Linked DNA regions of Mus musculus: regions 2, 3 and 4 are each linked to region 1. A link is a loop called in an ENCODE intact Hi-C map of the cell type or tissue named here. Cell type or tissue: gastrocnemius. All regions are shown on one strand. Each heading gives the region's core, and the rest is flanking DNA. Links, peaks and the distances in the headings are about the cores only.

The links. Peaks named below come from ENCODE experiments on the same cell type or tissue, not always from the same donor. Only the 100,000 strongest peaks of a DNase experiment are listed, where the experiment ranks them.
Region 2: a loop joins it to region 1, with 4 times the contacts of the local background. A loop is called at or near these places in 9 of 42 quality-filtered maps.
Region 3: a loop joins it to region 1, with 2.7 times the contacts of the local background. A loop is called at or near these places in 4 of 42 quality-filtered maps.
Region 4: it touches region 1 in a loop (5-fold over the local background); 3 of 42 quality-filtered maps call a loop at or near these places.

What each region holds. Positions count from the first base shown.
Region 1 is chr10:43,170,006-43,177,679 of GRCm38, reverse strand. It overlaps Sobp (sine oculis binding protein), which reads left to right and starts at 3,150. Exons shown (of 7, transcript NM_175407.3): 1 at 3,150-3,704. The coding sequence starts at 3,609. 9030612E09Rik (RIKEN cDNA 9030612E09 gene) reads right to left here and starts at 2,981. Exons shown (of 1, transcript NR_102361.1): 1 at 1,115-2,981. In gastrocnemius, for the core only: a CTCF peak has its summit at 4,007; DNase peaks (open chromatin) are centred at 2,273, 3,075, 3,903 and 4,382; H3K4me3 peaks cover 3,959 bases; H3K27ac peaks cover 3,811 bases.
Region 2 is chr10:43,003,413-43,011,086 of GRCm38, reverse strand. It overlaps Sobp (sine oculis binding protein), which reads left to right. Exons shown (of 7, transcript NM_175407.3): 7 at 6,673-7,674. Among named protein-coding and RNA genes, the nearest start is that of Gm5079, 16 kb to the right of the region's middle. In gastrocnemius, for the core only: a CTCF peak has its summit at 4,325 (motif pointing left); no DNase peak of the experiment used is centred there; H3K27ac peaks cover 4,365 bases.
Region 3 is chr10:43,379,015-43,386,688 of GRCm38, reverse strand. All of the region lies in intron 4 of Pdss2 (prenyl (solanesyl) diphosphate synthase, subunit 2), which reads right to left. Among named protein-coding and RNA genes, the nearest start is that of Gm40631, 40 kb to the right of the region's middle. In gastrocnemius, for the core only: no CTCF peak of the experiment used is centred there; no DNase peak of the experiment used is centred there.
Region 4 is chr10:42,986,171-42,993,844 of GRCm38, reverse strand. Gm5079 (predicted gene 5079) reads left to right here and starts at 2,683. Exons shown (of 3, transcript NR_153349.1): 1 at 2,683-2,984. In gastrocnemius, for the core only: CTCF peaks have their summits at 3,735 (motif pointing right), 5,942 (motif pointing left) and 6,141 (motif pointing right); DNase peaks (open chromatin) are centred at 3,742 and 6,075; H3K4me3 peaks cover 1,067 bases; H3K27ac peaks cover 3,566 bases.

The DNA of each region.
Region 1 (7,674 bases), core at 978-5,977:
TTGGAAAGAAGTTATAAGTCCACATTTCAGTAATTCTTAGCAACTTGCATAAGATTCAGCTTTCTTATGTGATCTGGAGATAACTAAAGAAGCTTCACGGGATGTTATGAATATTAAGTGAGACAATTCCTATCATGTGTTCAACATTATAATTATATTTTAATCCTCACCTTTAGCTAGAGCACAGAACTTGTTCAAGATGAACACTCATTTCAAATACTACACAGAAAAACCTTTCAAGATGGTTTTAGGCTACATTAATCAATTCTGGGTGATAGCCAATACATCCATAGAAGACCACTCTGGGGTCTTCCCATTGCTCTCTGATGTTTTTTTCCAGGTGAAGCAGGCCCAGATTAAGATCAAGAAGAACTCTAAAGAAGGGAGAACTCAAAAAGGTAACTGAGGAATATACAAAAGCTTGGCCCTGTGCCTATCTTGGTGATTGGCAGGGCTAATGAGGGAGAGAAATGAAGACTAATTGTATACCAGGAGGTTGGGCATTGTGTGTCGGGTGGAGGAAGGAAGGAGTCTTCAAAAACATATTTATGTTATTGTTTCTACCCAGAGTTACACGTTTACAAAGTATCCAGGGACCATGATCTGACTCAAGATTCTAAGTGCATAAAGCATCAACTCTTGGTGTAACTAGCTGCCTTCTATGGTACATTTGGGAAAGCACAGATTCAAGAACATGTAGCAATTGCAATTCCAAAGTTCAGGTCAGGTTAACGTTTTTTTCTCAGATATACTTTCTGAGTTTCCAATGTCAGTAAAGATCTACTTCATGGGTTCTGGTCCAATCGTTTTACCTCAGTCTTGTAGAGGGCAGGAAGGCACAGGTGGCTGATCAATGTCACTATTTTCATTAGACTCCTGGGCTGTTTCTTTAAAGTTACTCCCTTTGAAAGAAGTGCAGCTGTTTCTAAATATAAATCTGTGCTATAGTTTACCTTTTCTGTTTATTTGTTTCTTAACTTGTGAAACTGTATCTAAGACAGGGGGGTATACAACTTGTTACTTGATATCAGCTGAACAACAGTGAGTCAATTGTGACAGCTCTGGCCCCAAAGGAAACAGAGAAGATGTAAATGTTTCCAAGAGACAAAGGCTTCTTATTGCATAGTTTATTTTACAACATGAGTCTGTAGTTTTACAAAGTAAGGGGGAAAAAGTTTTCCTACCACTTTTTTTTTTTTTTTTTTTTTTTTTTTTTAGCTAAACACCAAGAGGACAGAACAGAAAAAAACAAGCCTACCAACAATAGGATGATGGAGACACCCTCTATATATAGTGTAACCATACATACTATGAATGGTGTAACCATATATAAGGATCACATTCCTTAGTGATGGGGAGGAGTCCGGGCTTCTCTCAGCCTCCTTAACTACTGGGTCGCTGGAGGTTTACCAACGTCTTCTGCAAATACATATGACCCAGCCAGAGGACTTGGGGCTCTGAAGCTGGATGCACATCTCCTTGGTTTTCATCTACCCCTTTTCTTAAATCCTTGACACGACCCCCTGGCTTTTCACTATGACCCCTAAAAGGCAAAAGCTGGCTTTTAGAAGTTCCCACAGGCCTTCTGCATGGCTTCGGGTACACAGGTACTTTCCCTCGCACCCCCAGCACACGAAAGAGAAGATGCTTTCCAGGGTACCCTCCCAAATATTTGTACGAAACACATTATGCTAAAATGCAAAAACAGGCCTCATAGGGTTGTTCAGCCCTGCAGAGTACGCTCCCAGATATCTGTAATTCTATGCTTAAAGAGACAAAACCATGCTAAAATGCAAATTAGGCAAGGCAACACTCAGAATGAACCCCACTTGATAGGCCGAACTGAGATTTTAATGAAAAGCTTACTCATACCCCCACACCGAATTCATTCTATCTCTTAAGGACTTAAAAATGTGTAATTTTAAATTCCACCACTGTCATAATGAACACTCCGTAATAACAAGCCGGGGAACAATGGACACCCCCATATCACATTGTGTCAGGTAATTACAAAGTGGAGCGGCGCGGGAAAGCTGAACTGGGAACGTCTAGGTGTCGTTCCTTTGCAGTGTGTGTAGGAGATTTTCAGAGCTGTGTGTTGTCTCTGGAGCCTCATCAAACGGTTCACGCTGATACCTCAACCCAAAAGACAGGGACAGGCGCAGCCGACCTTGGTCCAGGGCGTGGACAGAGGCGGCCCAAGAGGAAACACGTGAGCGCATGGAGGATGAGCTGGGCTTTGGAACCAGCAGATGCGAGTCTGGTGGAAGAGTGTGGAACCTGATGGAGAGGAGAGGGTCCTGTCGTGCGTGGCGAGGGCGTGGGGCTTCTGGGGGGAGGGATCCTGAGCGCACAACAGTACCCACTAAGCCCAACCCTTCCCATTAAGCACAGGGCACGGTGAGGGTGCAAGCCGGGTCACCGGGTAAAGATGCTACTTTGTAACAGAGCATAAGCTTGCGTTTGGGGCAGAGGGGGAAGGGAGACAGAAAGAGAAAGAAAATCAGGGAGCTGGAGGCTGAGTTGTCCTACTTCGAAGTCCTTCTCAGGAAGGCAAAAGCTTCCTGGCAAACAGTCTGACGGCGCGCTGTGCTGGAGACCCCTCTAAGCGACATTCAGCCTCCACACAGCCTGCCGTAGTCTTCGGAGCAGGACACTGGTGCCTGAGCGGTGGGTCCGGTCTGTGTTTCCCTCCGCTCCCGGGCGCTGCAACCCCGGAGCCGAGTTCTCGCTCTGCCTTCAGGTCCCTGCGCCCTTTCAGCGCTCCACCTCCACCCTTCACCCCGCTATGTTTTGCCTCAGCGGCCTCTAGGTCATCCTCAGAAGCCAACTCTGAGCCCACCGGAGCCCACGTCACGGAGCTCGGGAGCAGGAGGGGTCGTCGCGGGGAGGTGGCGGCTCCGAGTAGGGCCGGTGCCCGCCGCCCAGGAGCAGGCGGCCGCCAGCAGCCCCCGGAGCCGCGCAGCATCCGCGTCTACAACGACCGGGAAGCCACGCCCGCTCGCGAGCGGGGGGCTGGCCTTGTCCCCCCCACCCCCAGCCTCCCCTCCCTCGGACCCCTCCCCGCTCAGTCCCTCCCTCCGCCCGCGGCTCGGCTCGCGGGAGGCGCTGGGCGCCGGGGCTGGCGCGCTCTCCCGGGCGCACACACAGATCCACGCACGCACGCCCAGAGCAGCTGTCTCCGCCGTGGCCGGCGCTCCTCTCGCCCATGCGGACAGACAGAGCTCAGGAAGATGGCTGACGACTCCTTCGGGCCCCGAGGATGCAGCCCGGCGGCGGCGGGAGCGGGAGCGGCGGCGGCGGCACCGGCAGCGGCGGCAGCAGGAGCGGCGGCGGCGACGGTAGGAGCGGCGGCGGCGGCATCCCCGAGACTCCCCGGGCTACCCTTCCCCGTGACGGCCACTGACGGTCTCCGCCGCTAGAAGAGACCCCGCTCCTCCCTCGCCTGTTCCACCCCCACCCCCAGCCCCGGACCCGCTAGCACCGCTACCTCCGCCAGCGTTGCCACCATCAGCACCACCTCCACCTCCGCCACCGCCACCGCCACCACCACCACCGCCGGCGGCGGCAGCAGCCATTTCATCTCCACAGAAACCAGACACAAAAACATGGCAGAAATGGAGAAAGAAGGGAGACCTCCGGAAAATAAAAGAAGCCGGAAACCCGCTCACCCTGTGAAGAGGGAGATCAACGAGGAGATGAAGGTATTTTCGGACTCGGAGGCCGGGGAGACCGAGCTCTTTATTCCGTCCGCTCCCTTCGGGCTGTTGTGTAGGCTGCGGGGGGGGGGGGGGGGGACAGGGGCGCGCTTGTCAGTTTCTGCTGGGTCCCTGGGACGCCTCAGCTCCCCCTCCAGGTGCAAAACCGAGGCCAACTCATGGGCTGCATCTCCGAAGTCTGCCAACCTCAGATTTGATGGGGGCGAGGGGGGGGGGATACTATTTAACCTCACAAACCCTAGACTGGTACAGATGTTGCCGGGCGAGGGCACTGAACCCCAGTGGCGAGTGAGCATGGTGCAGTGGCTTTCCTGATGGTCGGTGTAGTATTTCTCCCTTTTTCGGAAATGAATCTCCGGACCCCTCCAAAGTTAAGAGCTGCCGGACCGGGGCACCCGGGATACCTGGATTCCACCCCTCTTCCCGGTCCATCCCCAGGCTCGGTGATCCCGCTTTGCTCCAACTCGCCGGCTGCGGCGGTGTAGCTGTCAGTGGCGGAGGCTTGGGCCGGAGCGGCGCGGGTCAGGGACGCTGCAGCCAGCGGGCTCGCCTCGCCGTCCCCGGCCGCTCCTCTCTGCTTCTGCCCCGGGTCTCCCGCTCGCCTCTGCACGCCTCACTTTCCAGTTAGCAGACCCGGCAAGCCCGGCTGAAAGCCAGCTGTCTGAGGGGCGGCCTCCGCTGCCGCCTGCCCATTGTTCGCGAAGGCCAGCCCCGAGTCCTCTCTGCGAGGCCGGGCGCCCTGCCAGGCCAGCGGTGCTCCAGAGGTGGCGAGCGCAGCCTCCTGGCGCTCCAGCTGTTCGCGTAGAAACCCAAGAACACGGCTCAGCCTGGACTCTTCTGTCACCCCCACTTCTTTATTTTCCTCAAAGTTGTGTGTTTTGCCTGGCGAGGATTTTATCTTGTGTGTGCATTATGAGTTTCTTGATTTGAAAAAGAAATCACTTTACGTACATAGATTTGTTTCTATGATATTAAAATATGTAAGGCTTGTTTTTCGCGTTTCTTGGCGTTCTCCACTTCTGTCTGCATGGAATCTTCAATACAGTCAGGTGACTTGGTCAGCTTTGGTTAAGTTTGTATTTGAAAGGCAAACTGGTTAAAATGGTATGGGACTAATTCACTGTTATTGCGGCTTGGGCATCTTCTTGGTTATAGCAAGCGTATTTGGTGAGGGTGCTGCGAGAAAGCCCACGTTTAGAAGGGGCAAACAGACACACATCTTAGGTGTTTGTGAAACTAGGTGTATGTTCCTAGCTTTGCCTCTCTCCCGGGAGTTTTACTTGTATTCCACGCTTTGGAAGTAGGGCTTTTATTTTGGGAGGAGGTGGTGGTGGTGAAGAATTTAGTGTCTGGAAGCAGGAGTTATCCGTCTGGGAAAGTTAGGAAGCTTTGCCTTGGAAATTAATACCATTCCCTGTAACAGAAACCACTATTGATTCTAATGATAGACAGTTTATAAAAGAAAAAGAAAAGAAAGAGATCTGTAAAAGTTGTTTTCTCTTCAAGAGGCAGAGTGTGTTCTGCAGTTCTGGCCCCTCCCTCCTGTCTTGCGTTTCTACATTACTTTTCCGTGTCGTTTTTAAATGGAGAGTGGGGGACGACCAGAGAAGGCCACCAGGCAACCACAGCTAGCTCTGGCCCTTTAAGATGCTGCCTAATGCCCTCTATATGGATGGCAGCTTTTAAGTTTCATAGGTTCTAGAATTACAAATTAGCTAATTTTAATCAAAACATGTGAAATGTTATCCCGGCTGGATATAAAGGCTGACTGTGCTCAATGCTTGGGGCTGGTGCTGTTGGCTTTGGCTGCAGGCACTCCGTGGTTTGGGAGATAGTTGTCCTTCTACAGTATAACAGATGTTTGTCTGAACTAGCGAGGAAGAAACAAAAACAACATTGTGTGAAGGGGAAAAATTACAGTTTTTAGCCCATGCTGCAGGACTGAGTATGGGATTAACCTGGATGCACAGAACTTCCTCTTTTTAAAAATGTTATTTTTCTTTCTCTAAATTGCCTTCTACTATTTGAAGCCTCAATCCTTCTTTCATTCTGTGGCATTAAAAGATTTTTTTTTCTTTTTCTTTTTTCTTTCTTTTTTTTTCTAGCACATAATTGAATTGTGGCATTTTTCTCTCTGGTTTGGAACAAAATGAAAGGGTCTGGCAAAATTTTTTCAGTCATATCCATGTATACCATGCCAGGGTGTCTGATGAATCTCTAGGCATTCTTCTAATAAAACATCATAAAAAAATCTTTGTTTAAAGTAGCTTCTCAAAATCACAGACTTACTTTGAACTCATGAATATTTTTCCTGATTTTAATATTAATAGCCACATCAACAACTTCCACCCCACCCCTCCTGGTATTATTATCCCTTCAGCTTCCTGAACTGAAGTGTAGGGTAACATAATAAGTTGGTTGCCCTGTATAAAATGTGTGCAACAAAATGTCATCCAGAACACAATGTAGCCTTGTACAACTTCATATCAGTGCCGCTGGGGCTGCCGGGCTGTATTTGCCTTCATCTGGACCAGTGTAAACTAAGCCCTGGTAAGTAATCACTGCCCAGCAGAAAGAAAGGAATGTATACAGCTAGCGGGGCCTAAGCTGTAAAAACGGAAACCTGAGCCCCCACTTCGGATCACATATCAAGGCTTGAAGGTAGGGGAAATGAAAGGGGAAAGGAGAGAGGAATGGAAAAGTCAGCCTGGGAAGTGGAGATCAGGAGGAGGCCCCCCTCGGGGAGATTTGGCCCAGGGATTAGGGAATTTTATCGCGGTGTACAGTGACCTACTCAGGTTTCAACACTCCTTGGATTGAGTTGCTTCTCTGTGAGCTGAAAGAAAAGGGACTGGTGTGTATGTGATTTTTTTTTCTCCTTTGGGTAATAGAAAGGACACTGGTACAAGTGTCTATTTTAAGTGCAGCAAATGCAGAGTGTCGGGAGCGGCCGGCAGAACTGCCTCACTCAGACACTTCAAGATTTTTCTAATCGTGACAATCACATAGTTAGCTAAAAATGGCTGGAGAAGCCAACCTCGATGAGGTTTCGCTGACACCAGTGATGGCAGTGGGGGTGGTCTTCACGAGGCTGTGGGCTAATGCTGGCTGCTGTTTCACTAGATCAGATAGAGTTACGTTTTCCTTATCACTGGTTTAATGGACATGGCAGTTGTAACAAATTTAAAATGTGATACAATATAATTTTGTGTGTGAAAAGTACACGACTTGGCATAGCTTGGCTCTGGTGTCCTTCAGGGGAAATATCCTCCCAGCTGGAATGTTTGTCTTACTGTGAGCTTTGTGGTTTTTCTTTATCTTTTCTTCTCTGGATGCTGATTTTTCCTGGCTTAAAGAAGAACTGAGCAAATTCTTCTGCTAGGGACTTCGTTATACTTATAATTATAATTACGACGCCTTACTTAATAGGCATAGTAAAGAAGTAAAGAAGATGTTAAAAACTGAGCTAGCAATCAAAAAGTTGTATAGCTTGCTTACTTTGGGCTTCTAAAATGACTATGGGGATTCTATCTAAGTCAATGTAACTCTGATAGGCTGTTCCTTACATGTGTCATAGTTCATGGAAGTCAACACAGAGAAATTCCAACATATGGAAGAGTTAATTAGCTCAGGAATTTTCCCAGAACGTGGTAGATACCATATAAAAGCTATGTATTAATGAATGTACAAATTATATATATATATAATATATATACATATATAATATATATACACATAGGTATATGTGTGTGTACACACACACACACACACACGCACACATATATATATATAGTCAAGATATGTATTTGTGCATATAAACCTCAGTAAACTGTGCTCAGCAGGTCCCAAACAATAACACAATTCAAAAATTTCTAAACTATAAATAGAGATAATGAGTCAAATTTTTATCTTTTAAAACTTTGACCAATCTAATGTGCTCAGGTTGGGTGGGCAC
Region 2 (7,674 bases), core at 1,454-6,453, 170 kb after region 1:
ATTAATAATCATATACTCACCAAGTAGTTTCTAGAACCATGTTCTGTGTGCTTCATACCGGCAACAATATTGTATGTATGCCCTTTTAAAACCTATTTGCTAGGTAAAGAGACTAGACACAGAGAGGTAAATAGAGGCTTGTAAATAGAAGATAGGACTGGGGTTTGTCTTCCTTGGCATGTATTTAAGAGAAACAGTGATCCCAATTCAGAGAGTTATCAGTGCCAGTGAGCTCCCTGGCTCCGGGCATGTGTTTATTATAAAGACTGCCCTCATGGCTCTGCAGCCCAGAGCTCCTACCACTGTGTGTGCTCTGGAAAGCAACCATGTTGTTCCTTGCACTCAGAGGTTAGAGAGGCCTCGGCAAAAGTCCCATCCGATTTCTCCACCCAACTGGAGTACGCTGAGGCAGGAAGTGGCCACTGAAGGTTGCTTAAGAACCTGACTTCATCTCTTTCCATCCAGGACACCAGATCTGATCAAAGCTGCTTAAGTTACATACCCTGTGCAAGGACCAGGGTCACATTTTGCTACCCCCAGCGTGGCAGTCTCACTCTAAGCAGCTTATTTCAGAGAGGAATTAGGCACAAATGCACATCTGGACCCAAGGGTCGCAAGGCTGCTGAGAAGTAGCATTGACCACAGGCTCCGACCTTGCTGGTTTGAGAGGAATCAGGTTTCTTTCTTTCTTTTTTTTTTTTTCCTTTTTCATAGTGCTGTTTTCACTAATGGGATGTGTTCTCTCTCTCACTCTCTCTCTCTCTCTCTCTCTCTCTCTCTCTCTCTCTCTTTCTCTCTCTCTCTCTGCTACTGTTCGTAAAGAATACATAATGTGTGAGAAAAGCTGCTCTTCTAAACCTTACCTACTTGGGAGGCAGAGGCAGGTGAATTTCTGAGTTCGAAGCCAGCCTGGAACAGAGTGAATTCTGGGACAGCCAGGGCTATACAGAGAAACCCTGTCTTGAAACAAACAAACAAACAAACAAACAAACATCTACCACAAGTCCTCTGGCTGCACATGGCAAAGTTTTTCCTTCAGGGTTCCTTCTTTGTCACCTAGAATGCATATGTTCAGAGAGAGAGAGAGAGAGAGAGAGAGAGAGAGAGAGAGAGAGAGAGAGAGAGAGAGAGAGAGAGAGAGAGAGAGAGAGCAAACTCAATTCTGACACAATGACATCTGGCTTTTTTCATCCAAGGCACAATTTTGGCAAAGGCTTTTCAAAACCCTGAGGTAGAGATCAGAGTTGTCACTCAGCTCATTTGGATTGAGCACCTGTAGCAGGGACACAGTGACACCTGCTCAGATAGTCACAGAGGGTGTGGAGAGAAGAGCTGTAGAAAGGCTTATCAGCTGGTTGTGAGTACTAGACAGGATTTGAATAAAAATACACTTTTAAAAGTATTTTTATATTTATTTATTTTGTATATGTGAGTACACACACTGTCACTGTCTTCAGACACCAGAAGAGGGCATTGGACCCCATTACAGATGGTTGTGAGCCACCATGTAGTTGTTGGGAATTGAACTCAGGACCTCTGGAAGAACAGTCAGTGTTCTTAACCTCTGAGCCATCTCTCCAGCCCTAAAAAATCTATTTAATTTTATGTGTATAGGCGTGAGACTCGCTGAAACTGGAGTTAAAAGTAGTTGTGAGCTGCCATGTAGGTGCTGGGAATTGAACCTGGGTCCTCTGGAAGAGCAGCCAGTGCTCTTAACCCCGAACCATTTCTCTAGCCCTGAAGACACACTTTTTTCTTTCTTATCAGAGAATATTTCTGATTTCTTATTTGCTAAATTGAAGGAGTTAAATGGTATCCATCTCTAGGGCTCCTTCCAGCTCAGACGTTATAACGTACCTGATCACTGGTCAAGCAGAGAAAGCAAGGAAATGAACAGGAAGGAACGAGGCCAGCTCTCGCTGTGAGGGGGTGAGGCTTGCAGACTTACGGTTCTGGAAGGTGGAGATCCCAAGTGGCTCATTTTCTTAACCGTCCTGGCAAATCGTTTTCTCTGTGACATCATCAAATCCGGGATGTGTTGTTAGCTTTGTTTCTGATTGAAGTGGGTGCCTAAATAAAATAAACCCAAAATACTTGCTGTGGTATTAACACCTGTAATCTGGGAGGTGGAAGCAGGAGGCTACAAAGCAAGTCTGAGGCTGCTTGGGTTATATGAGACTTTCTGAAAAATGGAACTTAGGTAGGTAGGTAGGTAGGTAGGTAGGTAGGAAGATAGATAGATAGATAGATAGATAGATAGATAGATAGATAGATAGATAGATAGATAGATAGTCAGACAGGCAGACAGACAGACAGACAGACAGATGCAGTGTACTTGGTTTTAAAAGTACGTGAGCAGTAGCTTATTAGAAGCACAGGGTGAGTGATGGAGTTATAACCCAGAGGTGCTATATACCCTTGTATTTCCCTGCACAGCCTCCTCTTCCAATCACACGCCCTCCAGGAGAAGGGCTGTCTTTCAGTTATTCCCTCTCAGTGAGATAGAAGAAAAGAGATGGCATCCATTTCAAAGATTAAAAATGTCCAACCTGGTAAAAAGCCATTTCAAAATTCTTCAGACAGCAACAGTTGACATGGGAGGTGACAAAGCCTGCCCAGGCTCTGTAGCCCTGCCTGGCATGAGCTGGGTAAAGGACCCCTATCTGGCATCAAGCTCACAGTTTATCAGCAGCTGCAGGCGGCTCTGTTCATTGACCGCAGGGCTTTACCCTTGTGAGTGTCCCAGAATAGCCGCTGCTACCTGAGAGCAGTCTGTCCTCGGGGACTCGTTATTGTCCCAGATAAACACCGAAGCCTCCGCCAGCACGTAATGGCTGTATTTAACTCTGATAAGTGATGGGCAGCGGGATTCAAGTGAGCGGATCTCGGTTAGGGCCAGAATAATTGGGCAAAGGCAAGGTGCCTTGGCAGTGGACATTTCTTGCCTATCACAGTCAATGCTATGGGGTTTTAAACACCTGGGAAGAAATATGGCGGCCAACAGGAAGCTTGCCTTATGAATGAGCAAGACACACCTACTAGGTTTTGATTACGAAAATTATGAGGTATTTAAGAAAAGGAATAAAAGTAAAAATTTGGATAACAGACTAAATTAGCATGCTTCTGGTCAAAGATGGTGTCTCACATCACAGAAAGGCTAGCTGGGCATGGTTGGGTTTAAAATGAGAGCTTTTATTTTTCCTGGTCCACACTTTTGGGAATGGTTGTCTGGGAACTTTCTAAAATGCAGTAGCATGCATCTTGGGCTTTAAATCGAAGAGGGAAATGTGAGAATGGTCGTGTTTTGAGGGTACTAGCATTAAAAGAACTTAACAGCGTCGAGGCTCCACTTTGCTCTTAACCCTTTGGAAAGTTCTATGGGCAATTAAATCACCTTTTCAGTACTGCTTCCCCTGTGAACTTGCCAGGTAGACAGAGTATGTCTCAGCTTTTGTAGTGGGCAACTGTCATTCTGTGAGAGTGCTGGGTAGAGGGGAAGGCATGTCTGGTATTTGAAGACAGCTGGCCATAGAGACCATGCATCATGGCACTACTAGGCTTTGTATATGGGAAATAGCACACAGTGTGGGACGCGGATGAGTTATCCTGCTTTCAGACAAAAGCCATCATTCAAAGAAAACCTAAAGTGTGAGGTACAAGTATGGGCACTTTCCCAGAATCCTTTGCATTCAGAGGCACTCCAGCAATCTCTGCCACAGGAGTGTATGTGCACACATTTGTATGTGTGTACCCATGTCCAGAGCAAAAGTGACTCTAAAGCTCTGGACTTGAAGATCCAGAAAGGGCACCTTCCTTATGGAGTGACAACAGATTACTCTCTAGTTGCAAGACTATCCATACTGACCTTCATCAACAGTCCCTAAGGAGCCTGAGGGGAATAAGAGATGGCAAAGAGTACCACCCAGGCTTCCCTCATCAAGCCTTGGGGAAGAGCTAGTGAGAAACATGGCCCAGAGAACGTGGAGATAGCTGGGATGGGCATATGGATACCTCTGCCGTTTCTTTTAGTTTCTCCTCTATGTACACAGTTAGACAGTGGGGACAGGTTTTCCACCAGAATTTTTGCTGTGTGACAAAGCTCCTTAGCTTCTGACACGACCATTTTCTGAATCTCCAAGGCTATCTCTCCCCTACTTTAGAAGTTTCCGTATGTTACTTACCATTGGAAACTGGGAGAGTGGAGCCCATGTTTGCTCTCTTGCCCTAACACCAGGCTTGTAGCCTGTGCCACCAACAAGGGATTCTATCTCGTAATACCACCCCTGCTTCAAAAGTTGCCAGCAGAAAGAGACTGCCACCCTCTGGCCTTTGGGGATGTCCCAGGTGCACAAGTGTGCCAAGAGAGGAGAGGAAGGGCATGCACAGTCTCCTTTGCACGCTCTTAAAATAAGCTCTATGTAAGCAGGCTTGCAGAGCAGCAGGCCCAGGGCTGCAAAAAATAGAACGCATGCAGCTGCACCCTTTGGAACTTGGGGGGAAAACACATATTATTTACCAGACAATAATAGATACCAGAGAATAATAATGATTATTATAGTGTTTGGGATGGCAAATGCTGTACTTAAGGTTCCAGAATGGCTCTCATTATAAGCCCGATTTCCCAGTCTCTTATGAAAACCTAGACATTTTCCCTCCATAGGCTGTCGCTGGGCAGACTTGGTCTTTGTCCAAAGGTGATTTGAATACAAAGACACTTATTTGAGAGAGATTCCTTCTTTTCTCTCTCTTTTTTTTCCTTTCACTTTTTGGGTTGTGATTGCATTAAAGGAAAAGGCTATATGCATCACAGAACCAATAGTCGAAACAAGAATGGTAGTGCCTCCCAGTTACTGGAAGGAAATGTTAAAAACCACTCTTCTTTCTTTTCCTTTCAAAAGAAAGACTGTGGACACACGCACACGAACGCACCTCCTAACTCTAGCGTGTGGTCACTCTTGGTCCCAGGCCCAGAGGTGGGGATATTTCCTAGCCTCCATGCAGTGTCCCCAGAAGTGACCCCATGTGTTCTAACCCACGTTTCATTGCTCAACTCTTTTGCAATCTCTTGAGGTCTCCAATGTGTCTCCATTTCTTGATGGGTTTGTTTGGGATTCTCATCCTCCAGACAGAAAGGGGGCTAGGAGATGCAAACGCTGTACTCAGAGATTAACTTCCGCATATCCAAACTTGCCTGTGCCAGAAGAAGAGATTTCCATGGCCTGGTAGCCCCGCCCATGTCACAAGCCCCGCCCTGTTGCATATTTGTGGCCTTTTGCATTTACACTTTGGTTACTTAATATACATATTAACTGCACACGGACCTGGCGGTTTGATGTGATTTGGGGAACTCAGGCATTTCCTCCCCTGCACACTGAGAATTTCAAGCCTTGGTTTGGGCTGATGATTATTATCGTTGCCATTAACACCAGGATTTGGACGGCATGAGCTTCAGTGGAGTCCGCCCGGTAGCTGGCTGACCTTGTTCTGCTAAAAACTCTGAGATGGTTTCCAGGGCTCCGTGGCCTCCATTTCTCCTTCTATGAAGTAAAATTGTCACATTTTATCTCTAGGGTTCCCTGTGACTCCTAAATTGTATCATCTCTCGAAAATTATTTGCTCCGTATTCCAAGAATAATCTCACGGGATGTAAAGATGTTTTTGAGTCTTGTGTTTTAGCATCTCTCCAGTGCAGAGCATACCCTTTCCTGTTTCTCACAACCACATTTATCGGCAGAGGGACTCCTTGGGGACATAGTGGAAGACAGCTGCTTAACTAGTTCATTGGACAAAATTGAGTTGAACACTGCTGACCAACAAGACAGCTAGTGTAGAGAAGAGAGTTAGATGGCCCAGGCCAGAGCCCCCATCCCCACCCCCACCCCTGGGGATGTCACAGTTTGCAGGGGGCACTTCTAATTGGTTGCCTCTCAGGAATGCCTGACGCTTCAAGAGCCTGTGCTTCTGCTGAGGGGCCTGGTAGCAAACAACAGAAACCCATAAGGAAAAAGAGGTGGGGCCTCAAGTGTGTAGGCCATGTGGGGATAGCATCCGCCGGAAATAATTTGAAAGTTCGGTTTGGACCCTCAGCTCAGGTCCACCATGCATGGGTGATTTGTTATCTGACCACCTTGTGGTCTTGCGTTGTTTCAATGTGAAGAGCTGCCTGTGGCTTGCCTTTGACAGATAATAGTGAGTCTCTCAGACCTCAAACACCAGCGTTCATACGGGAAGGGCTGCTGTGGAGGTTAGAGACCCGTACCTCTCTAGGACCTTGTCTGGCTTTTGAGCGACCCTGGGTGACTCAAAAGACCTCCTCCTGGTTAATCATGTAGTCATATGGAGACTGTGTTGCTGGTTGCAAAGGATGCTGTGGTCTTTGGGGAGGGCGTGGCCCATCGCGCTCGCTCATTATGGTTTTCCAGAGAGGGCTGGAGCTTCTGTTCCTCACACAAAGCTGGCAGACCTGATCCGGAGCAGACTGAATGAAGCGCTCTGAAATCATGCCGCGGAGTCCACAGCTCTGGGATTCATCTTAGAGTGAGCTGGCACCAGAGCTGCAGCTCTCTCACTTCTGACCGGTTCTCTGCAGCTAGACAGGGTGGGAGGAGGTGGGCGGATTGGGTAGAGATTTGGTCCAGCGCATTCTCATGGATCCTTCTCATCTTTTCCCAGGAACACTCGCTCCCAGGGTACATTGCATGGAGAGAGGGCGTGGAGCAAACCATGTCATGCCATCCAGTGACACCAGCTGGTCAGCTCACCACCTCCCTCTGGCTAAAACTCAAGCAAATAACACAGCTTCCGGTCATTAAACATCTTGGAGGAAGTGGCTCTCCCTGGTGGCCTCAAGGCCGGAGAAGCCAGCAGGTCTTGGACCCATCAAGCCCGGGCCCACCATTCCTGCCCACTTCATCTAGAGTCTCCCCAGAAGAACTTAGGGATTTCGCTGGTTTAAAAACAACAACAAATAGCAAAACAAAACACCAACCCGCCACAAGGACCAATGTAGGTATCCTCGCCCCATCTTCAAGGCTCTATGGATGAGGCCGGAGGATGACAGGGACTGGAAAATAAGAACCTTTTATATATATATATAAATCTTTTTAAGAACTGCTGTGGTTTGCTGCTACGATAAGAATTGTGATTTGCTTTTATGGGTTAGGAACGGAACTGTTCACGTTTTGGTGGGGAGAGACGGGATGGTGCTGGAGTTCTCAATGCTTCCGATTCATCTCTGCCCAGCCCACGATGCACTTTTAAATGAAGAGGTAGAATATTTTATCGGCTAATATACTTTTCATGTTATTTTTTACAAAGGCCACCTTTATCCTTTTTGATGCCATATTTTCAGTGTTACACTTTTATGGCTTTTAATTTTCAATCTGCCAGATGCAGGAAGCAGCATGGATAGTTTATACTGTGGTTTTACGGAGACCGAATGCCAAGAGAACTCGGTAAATGTTTATTCTTCTCAGCTTTCTCTTGACATGCCCCTAAACAGCGCCCCATTTGGGAACAGAGCAAGAGTGTTGAACTGAAGACCAAAATGCCCTCAAGGTGTAATATAATCTGAGGGGGAATATTTGCTGGGCGTCAGGAAAGACTGGATGAAATTTCAACCCTGATGGTTTTCTGTGGTCCAGGAAGTCAGCGAGACAATCTCTCTCTGCGCAG
Region 3 (7,674 bases), core at 1,338-6,337, 210 kb before region 1:
GCTCTTTCAAGGACTCCTTGAAGACCCAGGTCAAGAACCCCTAACTGCTTGTCACTCCAGCTCCAGGGATCTGATGTCTTCTGGAATCTGTGGGCACTATACTTGTGTGTACTGTGCCACATACAGAAAGTTAAAAATACAAATAAAATCTTAAAGATAAAAGTGAGACAAATATAGGAAAACTTCCCAACACTCTGCAGTTCGGGGAGGAGGAAGCAAGGACACAGAGGGGCCCGATTTGTCCTGCTGGCTAATGACATGATGATAACATTTCTGCATCACATAACCCGTCACTTCCCACCCCAAGTTTTAGGCATCATAATTCTTATTTAACAGGTAAGGATGTTCCAAGAATGTATATTGAGCAAGACCTGGCAAAATTAAGTGGCAGAAATCATCCTCAGATATATGGCAATTGGATTCTACTGGATATGCTTAGTATATAGAAATATATGCTATGCTTCATATATTTAATTTGAAATTTTTATGTGTATGAATGTTTTGCTTGCATGCATGTCTGTGTACTACATACATACCTAATCCCTACTGAGGCTAGAAGAAGGTATTAGATCCCCTGGAACTGGAGTTACAATAGTTCTGAGCCACTATGTGGGTTCTAGGAATTGAACTAGGGTATTTAGAAGAGTATCAAGTGTTCTTATCCACTGAGCCATCTCTCCAGCTCCCTTAATATATTCTAGGATAAAAAGAAAGTTGTGTGTAAGAGTGAATGATGCATGGCATTCTATCTATCTATCTATCTATCTATCTATCTATCTATCTATCTGTGTCTGCATTTAACCCTATATATTAAGCCTAGTAGTAATACCCCTTGAAGAGATCTTGTAATGAGTATGTCTTCAGGAATTCTGAGGTAATGCGAAAAGGGGAACAGGATAGTGTATTAACAGCCTCATCTCATCGGACAAGACAGTTTGTTTTGAATTATATTCCAGCTACACAGGACCTAGTAAAGTAGGCATCTGGAAGTTTCACATCCATATAAATCATAAAAAAAAAGGAGCTAGGGAGATGTGAAAATGCTTATTATTAAAACATTTCAGAAGTGTTTCTCGGGGCTGGGGAGATGGCTCATGTGTAAAGAGCTTGCTGTGCAAGCGTGAGGACCTAGTAGCAATGCCTAGCATCTGTGTAAAAGCCAGCGTGCATCTGCAGCTCTGGCTGCAGGGAGGGAAAGAAGGGCAGAGACAGGAAGGTCCTGGAAGCTCACTGTTCAGCCAGTCTAGCTGAAGCAGCATGGTGTGGGTTTGATGAGAGACCTTGCCTCAAAAAGAGTCAATCTTTCCTCGTTGAGTTGATAACAGTACTGAAAGATAATACACTCTCTTGAGCCCAGGAATTCCTGGCAGCAGGCTTTAGTCGCTTGCCACACGGGCCCTGATGTGGGGCTACTCACATGATATGACGACCGGTTTTCCAATGGGAGTGGCTCATGAGTAAGTACAAGGCCACAGAGAGCTCCCTAGGCCTTTATATCCCATCTTGGAAAGGCGAGCCCAGGAACCGCTAGGGGGTGGGGCTCACTGATGGTCCTGGAGGCTGGTGACCACAGATGGAGCCCATGATTAGATTCGTCAGTTCAACAGGCTAAACATTTTAGTCTCTTAAAACATCTGCCAAAGTGCTGTCCAGAAAGAAGTTTCTGAGCCATGCACTGACTAGACACGTTTGAGACTGACTGCCTTGCCATGGACCAGAATTATTATTTTCATTGTTAACAGGTAAAAAGTGAGACATCATTGCAACTTTAGCTGCCATGTCACCGATCACCTTGCACCTTGACCTATGTAAACAGTTTAGCTTAACAGGATGAGCAGGCATGGGGCAGAGGCAAGTGTCGCCTAAGAGCCACTGACGACAGGAGTGAGGGCATAGATAAGGCACTCTTTTTGACTGTTGCCTCAGATGAATGCCTGTGTCCTCTCAAATGTAAACACGGAAGCTGAAATTCTGAGCATGGGTATCTCTGCAACAAGAAAGTAATCAAGGTTACATAAGGTAATAAGCAGGTGGCCCTGACCTAATGAGATTAGTGTCCTCAATCATTATTAGATACCAAAGAACTCTCTACTACTGTCTTTCTTTGCTATGGAGGACACAGCCAGGCAGGGGATGTCAGAGCTCTCACAGGAGATTAAACTGCCTGGAAGTTTAGATGTGCAGCCTTCAGACCGTGATAAAATAAAGGTTGGCTGAGCATGGCAGTCCCAGCTGGTTGTCATGAAATCCGCAGTGATCTTCCTGTCTTTGTAGTAAAGCCAATTGACTAGAGACTAATAAGCATCATCTATACACTTCTTCCCACATCTTTCACGTGATCTTAAAAACCAGAATGTTAACATATTGCCTTAAAAGTTTTCTTGTTTTTTGTTTTTGTTTTTAAATAACCTACATTCTGGTTTTCTATTCCATTCCACCTCAAAATTAGGTGGTTCAGCAGCAGCAGCCCAACCATCACTAGCCACCAATGCACCACATTTCCACTGTCACCACAGGCTGCGCATCTTCCCAATGCGCAAGTTCCATACCCCTTATAAAGCTCTCACCTTCACGGCCTGCTCTTTTCCATCCCTGCTCAGAGGCAGCCTCTTGTATACCCCTGCCCCAATAAATCTCTCATGTGACATACATACATACATACATACATACATACATACGTAATGTACACTGAACATGTGTGTGCATTTAGAACTGGGTGAATCTTCATGTCTTTATACCTTATTATTTATAAAAACTATTTTTGGGGGTGCTGGAGAGAGATCACTACCTCTGCTTTGCCAGAGGATCTGAGTTTATTCCTAGCATCCACGTCGGGTGGTACGTACCACCTGTAACTCCAGGTGTAGGGGATTTAACACTTCTAGGCTCTATGAGGATCAGTACTCCACTGCACAGATCTTTATACAGCTAGAAGAAGGGAAAGACACACACACACACATACACACACATACACACACACACACACACACACACACACACACACACACACACACACTTAAAAATACAAATAAATCTTTAAAACAATTATTTATTTACTCATGGTATTTACTGTGTAGGCCTGGCCGGCTTGAAACTCACTATGTAGACCAGGCTGGCCTCAAACCCAGAGATCTGCCTGCCTCTGCCTCTTGAGTGCTGGGGTTAAAGGTGCTCAGTGCCGCCCTTGGCTTTCTGCTCACCATGCTGCGATGCCTGGCTTTTTATGTGGTTGCTGGGAGTACTGAGGCCCTCACGAATGTGCAGCAAGCACTTTACACTGAGCTATCTCCCAGCCAGTACTCTGCTTTCTAAATGTGCTGCTGGACACCTAGTGATTTGTTTTACTTTTTTAAACTGTGTAATTTGTGAGTGTACTTTTTAACCAGAACAAGCCATTTAAAATTACTCTCATTTGTCTTCAAATTGGAATACATTCAATATTTAACAATTGATTTAAAACTGTTTCTACTTGGAAAAAAAAGGATGCTAGTAAAATTATAGGTATTACTGTCATCACCACTGTGAGACGCTTCAGAGTCTTGGACTTGTGATATGAACCTGAACAGATGCCCAGCAAACAATAAACACGAGATGACACATTTTATTAGCTCATTAGTGCATGTCTTGGGTATAATTCAAGGGACAAGTTGTGAGTAATGGACCAATGACAGACACCCTAGAGTATCTTAATGTTCACTGCTTCACACGTAAAGTTCCTAAACTATACATTTTCCTTTAAAAATACGTAAAAACATTTGTTATCAAGTCCTTATACAGCTAGTGCCTTCCACACAACACATGCTCAAAGTCATGTGACATGAGTAAGCAAGATTGATGTGGGAGGGCCCAGATCACTGTGGGTGGTGCCACCATCCCTGGGAGGCTGGTCCTGGGTTATATAGGAAAGCAGGATGAGCAAGCCAGGAGGAATAAGCCAGAAAGCAGTATCTTCCATAGCCATCAGCTCCTGCCTCCAGGTTCTTGTCAAGATACGACAGACTGCCCTGATACAAAATCTTCCCTTTGACCCAGCTCCTGTAGAGGCAATATAATGATTTTCTTGGACATGTTTGTTAGAGCTAAAGACAAGATAAAGATCAATTGCTTTTGTTGCAACCAGTAAGCAAGACTATTTCTACATTTTTCAACTGGCTACCTAAAGAACAATTTTGAAAACTGAGCCAGGTTGGGTCTGCAAGGTGGTTCAGCAGAAAGGCCACTTGCTGCCAAGTCTGATGACCTTAGTTCAATGCCCGGAACTGACATGGCAGAAGGAGAGAACTGAATGCCTAATGTTAGCTTCTGACCTTAACATGATCGCCACTGTGACATGTATACACCTATACACACATTCTAAATAAAAAATAAAATGTTTAAAAAAAATACCTTGTAGTCTTGGATTACCTTGAAATACATTTAGTAATGACAGTGATCTAGGGTGTATTTTTCTATCACTATTACCTGTTGTATTATTAACTATTTAATCTCAATCGGGGGTTTTCACCCCATCTTTGACTTTTCAGTTCCCAGATAAAAGACACATAACTTGTATATTTTTAAACCTCCATCAGCACTAAAGCTGATGAATCTAACCTCTGTGCTATTATATCCACTTCCCTGTTAATAACCCCAAGATACGACTAGCCATGTTCCACCCGGGCAGGTCTTACTCCAATTGGCCAGCCCTCATGGCCATGTTTTCATAATTCACTTACCTTATGGTGGCTTCTCCTTCTCCATCTTCTCTTTCTCCCTCCTTGTGGTCCTACCTCATACCCCAAGCCTGGAACCAAAAACCCCACCTATAGCTCTTGTCTTTTCTGCCCAGCTATAGGCTGTTGGTATCTTTATGCAATCAATAGTTTTAAATTAAGGAGCAAGGTACTAGAGGATTCTCTCATCCCTGGGGGCAACCAGGCCTTGGTGGCCAGTGGTCAGCATTACAACACATAGCAACAGACCAAACCTCAACATTTACCTAGTACAACAAACAAGAAAAAGAACCAAAAAAGCATTGACTTTGAAAAGAAGGAAATTTTGCTTTATTCACAAATGCCAAATGACTACCTACATAGGGTTCCATAGAACCTATAAAATCAAAAGTTGTTATGACAAACAAATTGGTAAGACTGTAGGATGCAAGATAAAACAATAACATCAAATAACAAGAACCCCTCCAATACCGAATAGCCCAATTAAAATGGGTAAAATGTTTATAAAGATATTATAAAAGGGGCTGGAGAGATGGCTCAGCAGTTAAGAGCACTGACTGTTCTTCCAGAGGTCATGAGTTCAAATCCCAGCAACCACATGGTGGCTGACAACCATCCTTAATGAGAAACCAAAAAACAAACAAACAAAAAAACCTATGGGCCAGAGAGATTGGGAAGAGGAGATAGGGAAGTGGAGAAAAAAGGAAAAAAAAAAGATATTATAAAGGATACTATAACATTGCTAAAGGATATTAAATAGCAAATAAACATGAAAAGATGCAGGATGCTCTGCACTGTTATTTACTAGGGAATTATCAGCAAAAACCACAATGAGCTAAAACTGCAAAATAGGCCAATATTATATTTTAGAGTGGCTAAAACTCTAAATACTTGATCAAATTAAGTTTTAATAAGGCGTGGGACAACCAGAATTCTCATACCCAGCTGACAGAATGTAAAGTGGAGGCGAAAGCTTGTCTTAGGGCTTCCATTGCTGTGCTAAAACACCATGACCAAAGCAACTTGCAGGGCAAAGGAACTTTCATTTACATCTTCAGGCAACAGTCCATTACTGAGAGAAGTCAGGAGAGGAACCTGGAGGTAGGAGTTGATGCAGAGGCCATGGAGAAATGCTGCTTACTGACTTGCTCCCCATTGCTTGCTCAGCCTGCTTTCCTACAGCAGCCAGGGCCACCAGCCCAGTGGAGGCACCGCCTATAGTAAGCAGGGTCCTCCCCTATCAATCATCAATCAAGAAAGTTCACCTGTACAGGCCCATCTGGTGGAAATGTTTTCTTAACTGGAGTTTTCTCTTCCACAGTGACTCTAGCCTGGTCAAGCTGATGGAAACTAGCCAGCACAGAGCACGACAGACCCATTGTATGTCACACAGATAGCAACCTGGTTATTCCTAGGTAAACCCAGGAGAAATGAAAGTCCATTTTTATATAGACTTTACACATGAATGCTCTCAATAGCTTCATCTGGAATACTTTAGCACTGAAAACATCTCAAATTTTCCCCAATAGGTGGATCACAGACTGTGTTAGATGCTTGCAACTGAATACCATTGAGCAGAAATGAACTACTCAGATTTGTAGTATGGATAAATTTGAAAGTAACTGTTCAAAGACCCCAGTCAAAGGGTTGATATTTCTAGATCCATTTATATAAAGTTTTACAAAAATGCAAACTAATTGATAGTGATGACGGATTGCCTAAGGCTCACAGCAGAAGGTACAGGAGGGAGGAGTACGAAAGAAGAAATCATTGGGGCGATAGATGCTTATCAATTTCACTGTGATAATTTCTCTGGTCCTTGTATATGTCTGGACATCACATAGTATACGTTAAATATTTCCAATTTATTGTATATTAACAGTCCTTCCCAAAAAGATGACAAAAATCTTCCATTACCATCACTCTGGGGCTTTCTAAATTATTAACTTAGCAACAGGTGGCTGGGGCTACTACTGGCATGCCAGGTACTGATTTGGACTAGAAACACAGCGGTACTTATATTCTTGTAGGAAGAGACTTAAAGTTGGTAAGGATGATAAAAAAAAAAAAAAGAAAGCAACAATAACAACAACAACAACAAAACTCCACCAGATGGTAACACTTTTGATTAAGATAAAAATAATTAAGCAGGATAGCTATTAAAATATTCCCAACCGGGTATGGAGATGTGGTTTCTGAAAGGTGCTCCTGGCAGGGCTACAAATGCCAATGAGGGCAAGCGTATGCACTCGGAGCAAACCCAGCGAGCGACTCCCTTCCATGGACCACCCTCAGGACCCCTTTTGACTCGACTCTGTAGGAATCCCCTGATTACCCACCTTCAGTTTGTACACATGACTTCAGTTCTACATCCCGGCACTACAGATCTTCTACCCTTCCCATGAACCATCCCTGCAGGGTCTTTTTGGATTTGTATTTGTTTGTTTTAAGGGCAGGGTCACTCTGTGTAGCCCTGGCTGGCCCCTGCCTCTGGAGTGGTGTGAGCCCAGCACCTAGCCTATGCTTCCTTTCATGGAGCGGCTCCTTCTGCAGACAGTCTTCCGTTCTGTGCACTTCCTTCCACCCTTTAAGGTCTATCGCAAACAGCAGGTCCTCCCTGGAGGCTTTTCTGATTTCCCCACTAGATGCCTGGTTTACATTTCTCGCCTGTCATTTCCTCCATAAACACAGTCATCTTACTCTCACGCCTTAGACAGGGCCCACAGCTCTGCAGGCGCGTAGAGCAAGCATGCGAGGGAGCGCACGCCTATGATTTCTAAGACTCAATTGTCTTATTTTTGTACTTGACTTGAAAGCTAAGAGCCAAAGGAAGAGAAGTACAAACATAAGACAAATAAGAGAATAAGACTTATCTTGTCCTATAAAACACATGGCTAATATGTCAAGCATTAACTGTGCTTAGAAACGCAACTAGACCTTTGCAACTTCAGTGACTGTTAAT
Region 4 (7,674 bases), core at 1,671-6,670, 180 kb after region 1:
GGGCAAGGTGGATAGAATGGATTGCTGGACTGCTGTACACTACTGAACTGGCTGTGAGAGAGGAGTGGACCGTTTTGCTTACAATCATCTATAATAAAGATCCCCCAAACCGGAGTATTGGAGATGGGTTGGCTCCAGCAACTCACTCAGCTGTATTTTTAGGCTTTTGTTTAATCTTTCTTGATTGATAAAGTAATTATCAAAACTCGTTAGAAAATAATAGCCAACTGGTGAGAAAAAGAACAGTTGGGAGGCAGCTGAGCGACGCAGGCAGGTTCCAGTGTAACCCATGAAAGTTCCTCTTCTTCTGCCTAGGAACTGGGTGGCAGGGGTTGAGCTACCCAGCGCCCTGGCTCCACTAAGGCTCCCCCACCCCTCAGTGTCTAATTAACTCTCCTGCCTCTCTGCCTCTCCTAACCTCTTCTCCATCCCTCTCGGCTCTGAAGCCTTCTGCAGGCCAACCAGAACCCCAGCAGATGTTTGTGTTTTATGAGCCAAATGGAAGCCTGAGAATCAACTGAATGCCAGTCCCACTGAGAGGAGGAATTGGGCCATTTGATACCAGAACACAGAATGCAGGCTGTCCAGCAAGGCTGGGCCTACCAGAGAGCAGAAGGAAACCCAGATAATGAGCTGGCATAGCCCACATTCTGGCCCATTGCTCTGTCCTTCTGAAGAGCATGCAGAGGCCTCTAATGTAGGCTCAGGGAGGTTGGGGTAGGCCTTCCACAAGCCCACCTCCCTGACTGATGGTCCAGGCCTATAATGACAGCCCCTGGTGCCAGAACACCATGTGGCACCCTGACTGGTTCCTGGCATGGGAAGGAACAGTGGGTTGAGAAAGCCCTACCATCGAACCAGCTTTGAAGTGCCATGTTGTCTCCTTAGAAGTCCCTGAACTCTATAGCATGGCGAGGCCAAGGCAGGAGAACAGACAGAGCAAGGTGGACCGATGGAAAGGCTAGTTCTCGTGTCTTAGCTCCACCAATTACCGCTGTGTCGTTGGCTCTGGAGGTCTGTCACGTCTTCAAGGCTCTAATTCTCCATCAGGGATAGGCAGATTCTAATAACTATCACTGAGGTTACTTCTGGGATCAGTCAAGAGCGTGATGGCTCTGGAACTGTGCGTCCTTGGCTCTGTCGCTCATCTTTCCCCCCACTGTGTGGCCAGGTGACTTGAGCTCAGTCAATGAGAGGCTTGGGGGGAGGTATCTCTCTATCTCTTTGTTTCTGCTTCAGACATCCTCCCAGTAACAGCATCTTGTCTCCATGTCTCCATGGTAACCCCTTAAGAGTGGCTGCTCTGCCGATGGCCTCCCGTCCTCAGGTCACCATTGCATCTTCAGCTCGCCATCACCATTGTAACCTACATGGGTACTCTTAGATGTGAATGCCTTGGGGCTTCCTAGTTGGGTCAGAAAAGAACACGTGAACGTGTGTCTCACACTTAGGTGGAAACATATTTCGAAGATCTCACCCTATAGCATAGGAAGGGAAGGGGCTGCTCACCGTAAGTATGGAATTCCAAGTCTAACCATAATGATTTCAGGGTCTTTCTGGTCCAGTTATCAATCTACAACTATTTCCAGTAGGGCTTTTCAAATTGGAACTCAAGAAAAGAAAAGGAGAAAGAAAAAAGAAAAATTGAATAAAAAATCCCCATGTGTGTGGCTTAAAAGAATAGCATCTCAAAATAAAAATACAGACTATAATGAAAAACAAAAGCCCACTGGACTATTCCCAGGCACCTTCTGTCCCCATGCTCCTTGCTGGTGACACTGCTGGTGGTGTGGGCTGGTATGCCTGAACCCCCCAAGGTTGTTATCCCCCTGAGCCTGGAGATCATGCACAGCAGACAAATGCTCTACCACAGATTTGTAACCCCTTTCTTCTTTTAATTTGAGTTATTTTATTTTATTTTTGTGATACAGTTTTACTACGTGGTCCAGGCAAGCTTTGAACCTGCCACCCTCCCTCAGCTTCCTAGATAGTTTCGACTAGCAGGCTGCGCCGCCGTGCCTGGCTTGGACTCTCCCAGTGTCTGCTGTCCTTCTCTGGGTCCACTAGTCCTGCTCCCCACCAGGCATCAGGCTCTCATTCCTGCTCGTCCTCTGCTTCCCAGTGGGGATCTGCATAGGGCCACCTCCCGGCACCTCTTAGACACACATCCTCCCTCAGGATACCTGCGCTGTCCCAGGCGATGCTCTGCCCATGGCTCTGGATTTTGCTGTGCTTCAAGGGTTGGGAGGTTGTACCCTGCTTTTGGCCAGAAGACTAACTTCCATATTGAGGTCAGAATTGAAAATGGATTTCCCCATGGAGCAGAGTCGAGCCCTATGCTTCCTGTGCCGTGTAATTAATCAGATGTGGGAGCTCAGGACCCTCCCTGATTAACCATTTTCTACCCAACACCGAGGAGGCTACCAAGGAGCTCTCAGCGCTGAAGTGGTTCCTATTATGTGTGGGTCAGCACGCTGCAGCCTCCACTTGGGTGATGAAGCCAGTGGGAGAGCTGTGTCCTGCCTCCTGGGAGAATTCAGGGCTGGAGCTGCTTCATGGAGTAGCAGAAGCTGGATGCAGAGGAGCGGGGCATGAGCTGGGGACCTCAGGGCAGCAGTAGTAAGGAGCATCATTACAGCATCGTATTCACTGCCATGGCAACAGGCAGAACGGTGTCGCGCCATCTCAAAGAGGCCTGGCTAGGAAGACATCCTTTCTGGGTGAGTCTTCTCCTTTCTGCCTGGCTGCCTACATGCCGAGCAACCTCCATCAAAAAATATACCAGCATTTCAGATCCACCTTCCGTCTCATAGATGACATTGCAAACGTCCCTAGGTGGGTGCATTCCCATTGTCAAATCCTCTTGTGGTGCCGTCCTTCATTCAAGATGGTTCCTTACTTATGTGTACATGCGATGACATCTGAGAGTCAGAAAGCCCTCCTGGACTGTTCACACCGCCCAGTGCCCTCGCTGCTGACACCAGGTAAACTCACCATTTAGCAGTAGCAGATAAAATGTGACTGGCAGTGTCACGGGCCCTCAATTCTTTGCTCCTTTCACCCACCCCTCTTGGCAATTTAAACAACCATAGTATTTGCTGCTTTGGTGGGTATGAGCTGTGTTCCATGGATGTAGGGGTGCCTGGCAAACAATGCGGGAGAAAGAATGTGGTTCTGACATAATGTCGAATAATATAATGTTAAATGTTTATAGTCAGATAAAAGGAAATGCTCAACTGTGGCCTCTGTGGGGCAAAACACATAGACATGTGCACATGTGTGTATTATAAACACTGCCATAATACAGGATGTATAGCGCTTGCTTTTAGAAATAATAATAAAATACCAACATTCTTTGTTCTAAATTTCACAGAGCCCATTCAGCTCTCCCTGAAGCAACTTGTTGATTTTTGCTGAGCTCTTGGAACTGTGCCTGGCTGCAAACGGTGATGGAGTATGGCTCAGACATAAATGTTGAGTAATGCCTCCTTAAACGTTAATGTATGGGTTAAAAGGAAACCTTGAATGCGCAGGTTGAAACTTGGCACATTCATCAACGGCACGAGTGACTTCTAAATCAGGCGATGATTTCCAAATGCTAGCAGAGTAGTTCCTGAAACATCTGGGCTAGTCACAATACACCAACACAGATAGGATGCACTTTTCAGTTTATGTAAGAGGCAGTTTCCTTACATATGTGTCTTTGTACTGCATACATGCAGTACCTACAGCAGCCAGAAGAGGGCACCAGATACCCTGGACTTGGGTTACAGAGGGTTGAGAGGCACCACAGGGTTCTAAGAATTCAAACCTGGATCCTCCTCATGCTCTGAATAGCTGTACCATCTAGTCCAGACGCGATACACTTCTAAGTTTAATCATATTAAAATTCCCGGCACTTTAGCCATGATGAGTATCTACCATGTTGGATTTCAGGCTGTCTGAGGACATTGTGCAGTGACATGCCATTATGTCATATTCAGATATAATAAAAGACCATAGATGCTAATGCAATGTAGGAAAATAATTGAAATATAATATGTGTGTATGACTTTATTTTTTTTCTTTTATTTAGGAGTGCGTGAACACATGCACACAAGTCAGAGTGTATGTGTAAAAGCCAGAGGTCACCTTTGATGAGTCAGCTCCTTCCACCTTTATGTGGATTGTAGGAATTGAACTCTGGTCACCAGGCTTATGCGACAAGTGCCTTTACCTGCTCAGCCAATCTCGCTGGCCCCTACTTTTCTTTTTTCATATAATTATTTAAATTCTATTGCTCTTGTTTTGAGACAGAGTCTTCTTGTATAGCCCAGGCTGAGACATGCTTAGAGGCCCCCGTTCTAGCCTCTCTAGGGCTGGGATCACAGACCAGGGCACCTGGCTTTGTGTATCAACTCAGTTGTTGTTGTTTTCTTTTGTTTCTAAGAAGGGGTCTCTCTATTACATAGCTCTGACTGTCCTGGAATTCAGTATGTAAGCCAGGCTGGCCTTTAACTCACAGAACACCACCCCACCTAGCTACTTATTCAATTTATTTATTTCTGACAAGATCTCTCTCTACATAGACCTCGCTGTTCTGGAACTCACGATGATGCCAGTCTGAGCTATATACAAAGCGGGACTTATCTCAGTAAGCTCTAACCAACAAAAGGCGAAACAAAGAAACAGCTTCAAGAAAATGGAAAGGAAAAAGAGACAGAAATAAGAAGGAAAATTATGTTTGTTTTTAAAAGTCTGTTATTAAGAAAGTAATTTTCTGACACAAACTCTGGGTCAGCTTTTGTGGGTACTCCCTGCCCTGTGGCTTCCAGAGCCCTCCCTGCGGGCCTGCTGTGGTGCGTGCCCAGGAACCCCTTGGGCGTTCCCTGTCTGAGGACCTGACCTCTTACTTCTTTGGAAGGACAGGATGAGATTACCAGAGCTTTGGATCCATTTTTGGATCAAATGAAAACCGCAGGCTAGTCCTCAGAGTAGCCTTCTCCTCTTACAGAGCTGGCTGGGCTGTAAGGGCGGGGCTCCGCCTTCCCTGGGACCAAGGCTTGGTCACGTGCTGCTCACGAGGTGCGCAAGGTTCCACCATCCTCGTTACCCTCGTTTCCGTTTATTTTGTATCCATTGTAAGCAGAGCTTCAGGCTCCTTCGGAGCAAAGATCTCTGTCCGTGATCGGAGAGAACTACACAACAGGTTCCAGTTAGACCCTTTGCCACTTTGTTTTGTGATTGTTCAAACGGGTGGAAGTACACATCTCCTTGCCTCAGACCACCAACAATACTCTGCACCCTTTAATAAGACCATGTGCTCACGATATAAGAATGTTTGCAGTCCACACTGTAAGAAATCTAGAACATTTTATTTGCTGGGTGGGAACGTGCTTCTGAACCCCTGGCTCTAATGATGCTTTCCAATAGACCCACCCCGAATTCTTACAAGGTTAATTAATTAGTCACAGCCATGCTGGGGATCCCCACTCAGAATAATATTAAAGGTACCTTGAGCTGAAATTCTTGCCCGCCAGATTTTAAAACCGCAAGGCACCGCCGTCAGATGCCTGAGCTGAGCAGAACCCTCTATTCAGACAGCAGGTGCCCCTTTCCTCTGACTAGGGGGCCTCCTCAGAATTGCAAGTGCTACTTTGCTGCCACCAAACAAGTCCCTTGGTGACTTCTGCCTTTAAAGTGTCATTTACCTTAATAGCATTTACCGAAGGCCACTTGCCACATGACCTATGACCTCCTTCTCTAGCCCACTCACTTCCCATGGCTGCAGAAACAGTGTCCCCAAGTAGACCGACCACTGAAGTGTCTAGCTCAGGCCGACTTGTATAGGGTAAATCCTTATTTCCGATGTCCATTCTTTGGAGAGGGCTGTATGTGTGAGCGCCTCCTTCGGACAACAGGTGCCACCTAGAGGGCGTGTGACTGCTGCCCTGGCTTGGCAGGAGCTGGGTAACTCCAGTCCAGAGGAAATTCAGCAAAGCCCACAGGAATTTGGGGTGGGGTCACCAGCTGTCAACAATCTTAGCACTGTGGATTCAGCTGCAGGTTTTGCAAGGGGATCTTGGAAGGGGCTGGGGGTAGGGTGTATCTGGCAGTTTCCCAACAGTTTGGCCCCTTGGCTTGATATGAACTAGGAAATGAACAGGGCTCTGTTTCTCCACCACAAGATGTCAGCAGTGGGCTGACCAGAAGGTAGCACAATGCATGGACCTTCGGGTGTATGGAGAGGGGTCACTGTCTGACCTTGAAATTCCTGGTTTGGGGAGACTCCTCTTCTCATTATTGGGGGTGTGGTGATTTAATTAAGTTATAGGAAGATCCTGCCTGTGTCTTCGTTAAGATAATTGCCTCTGCCTGACATCCTGACGATGTCTGGACTTCAGCTTGAAGGGGTCAGAGCAGGCAGGGGCTTAGGGCAGAACTGCCAGGAAAGTATGGACATGGGGTTTGCTCAAAGACTGGATAGGTCAGGACAGATTTCATTTTTAATGTCATTGAATTTGGGCTTCTGTGCTTACTAGTTATGTGGCTCTGCTTCCTGCCTACCAAATAACATAATCCCCACCTTTTTAAGCTGTAGTAATCACAGGGTACTATGGTTCAAAAAACATAAAACAGTTTGCATATTAAGGAGGCATTGTGGGCCACGGATGCAGTATGAGGGAATTGTCTCCTTAACTGAGCTGTGTCACGCATGGAGCTTCCTGTAGACTTCAAATCATGGAGAAGCTGGCTGACCTTGCTCAGGAAATGTGGCTTCTCTAGGTGTGAGTGGCCAGCCATAAGCAGCTACTCCAGCCCTGACAGCATCATCTTCCAGCTAGCCTCTCCCTGGATGTCTTTCCATACCTCGTGTCCAGGGGGAAGCCGGCCGCGAGTGCTTGCTCGCCCGTGAGTTTCAGTGAGCCCGCTTTTCCATATTGTAAGAGCATGAGATGCACATTCATTTCAGAGAGTTACATTTTCCTCGGGACTCTATCCCCAGTGCTGGGGTGATGGAGAAAACTGAGTTAAAGACTCACGGAACTGAATGGAGGCATTTTTTTCCACTGGTGCGGGCGTTATTTATGATGTCCGCGCTGGCCAGAGCGCAGCCAGGCAGGAAGAGGCTTTGGTTCTGGAGCAAGAGAATCAGCAAGGCCTAATTTCTCCTTTGCAGCTCAGTTAAAACCATTGAGCCCTGCTGATATCAAAGCCCAGCCCTGTCAAAGCCCAAACTGTAGACTTAACCTGCTCATCCCCTGCCGTGCTGGGACCCAGATCCCAGGCCAGGCTGTTTCAACTGTGTGCTGTTTCCCATGGCGGGAGAAGGAAAGGCCCACAATAAAGTTGAATGGGATTGTGAAGGAACAGCCACCAAGTTACATAGTAACTCCTGGAAAACTGATACATTCAGGGCGTGGCTTTCCCAGCCATGAACAGTGTGTACTTTCCTATTTATCCAAATTTTCTTTAGAATTTTCTGTACCAAATTTTGAGTTTTTCTATTAAGAACGAGGAAAACTTCAGTTGACTTAGAAATAAAATATAGTTTTAAAATGGAAAGTGCAATCGAGGTTGTGGTTCCTGCCCTTTTATTGTTATTACAGGCATGCAAGCAAATATTCATGTGTGTCTTATGAGTGTTTTGATAAGTATTAACTAAAAATTAATTTTAATAGTTTTTCTACTATC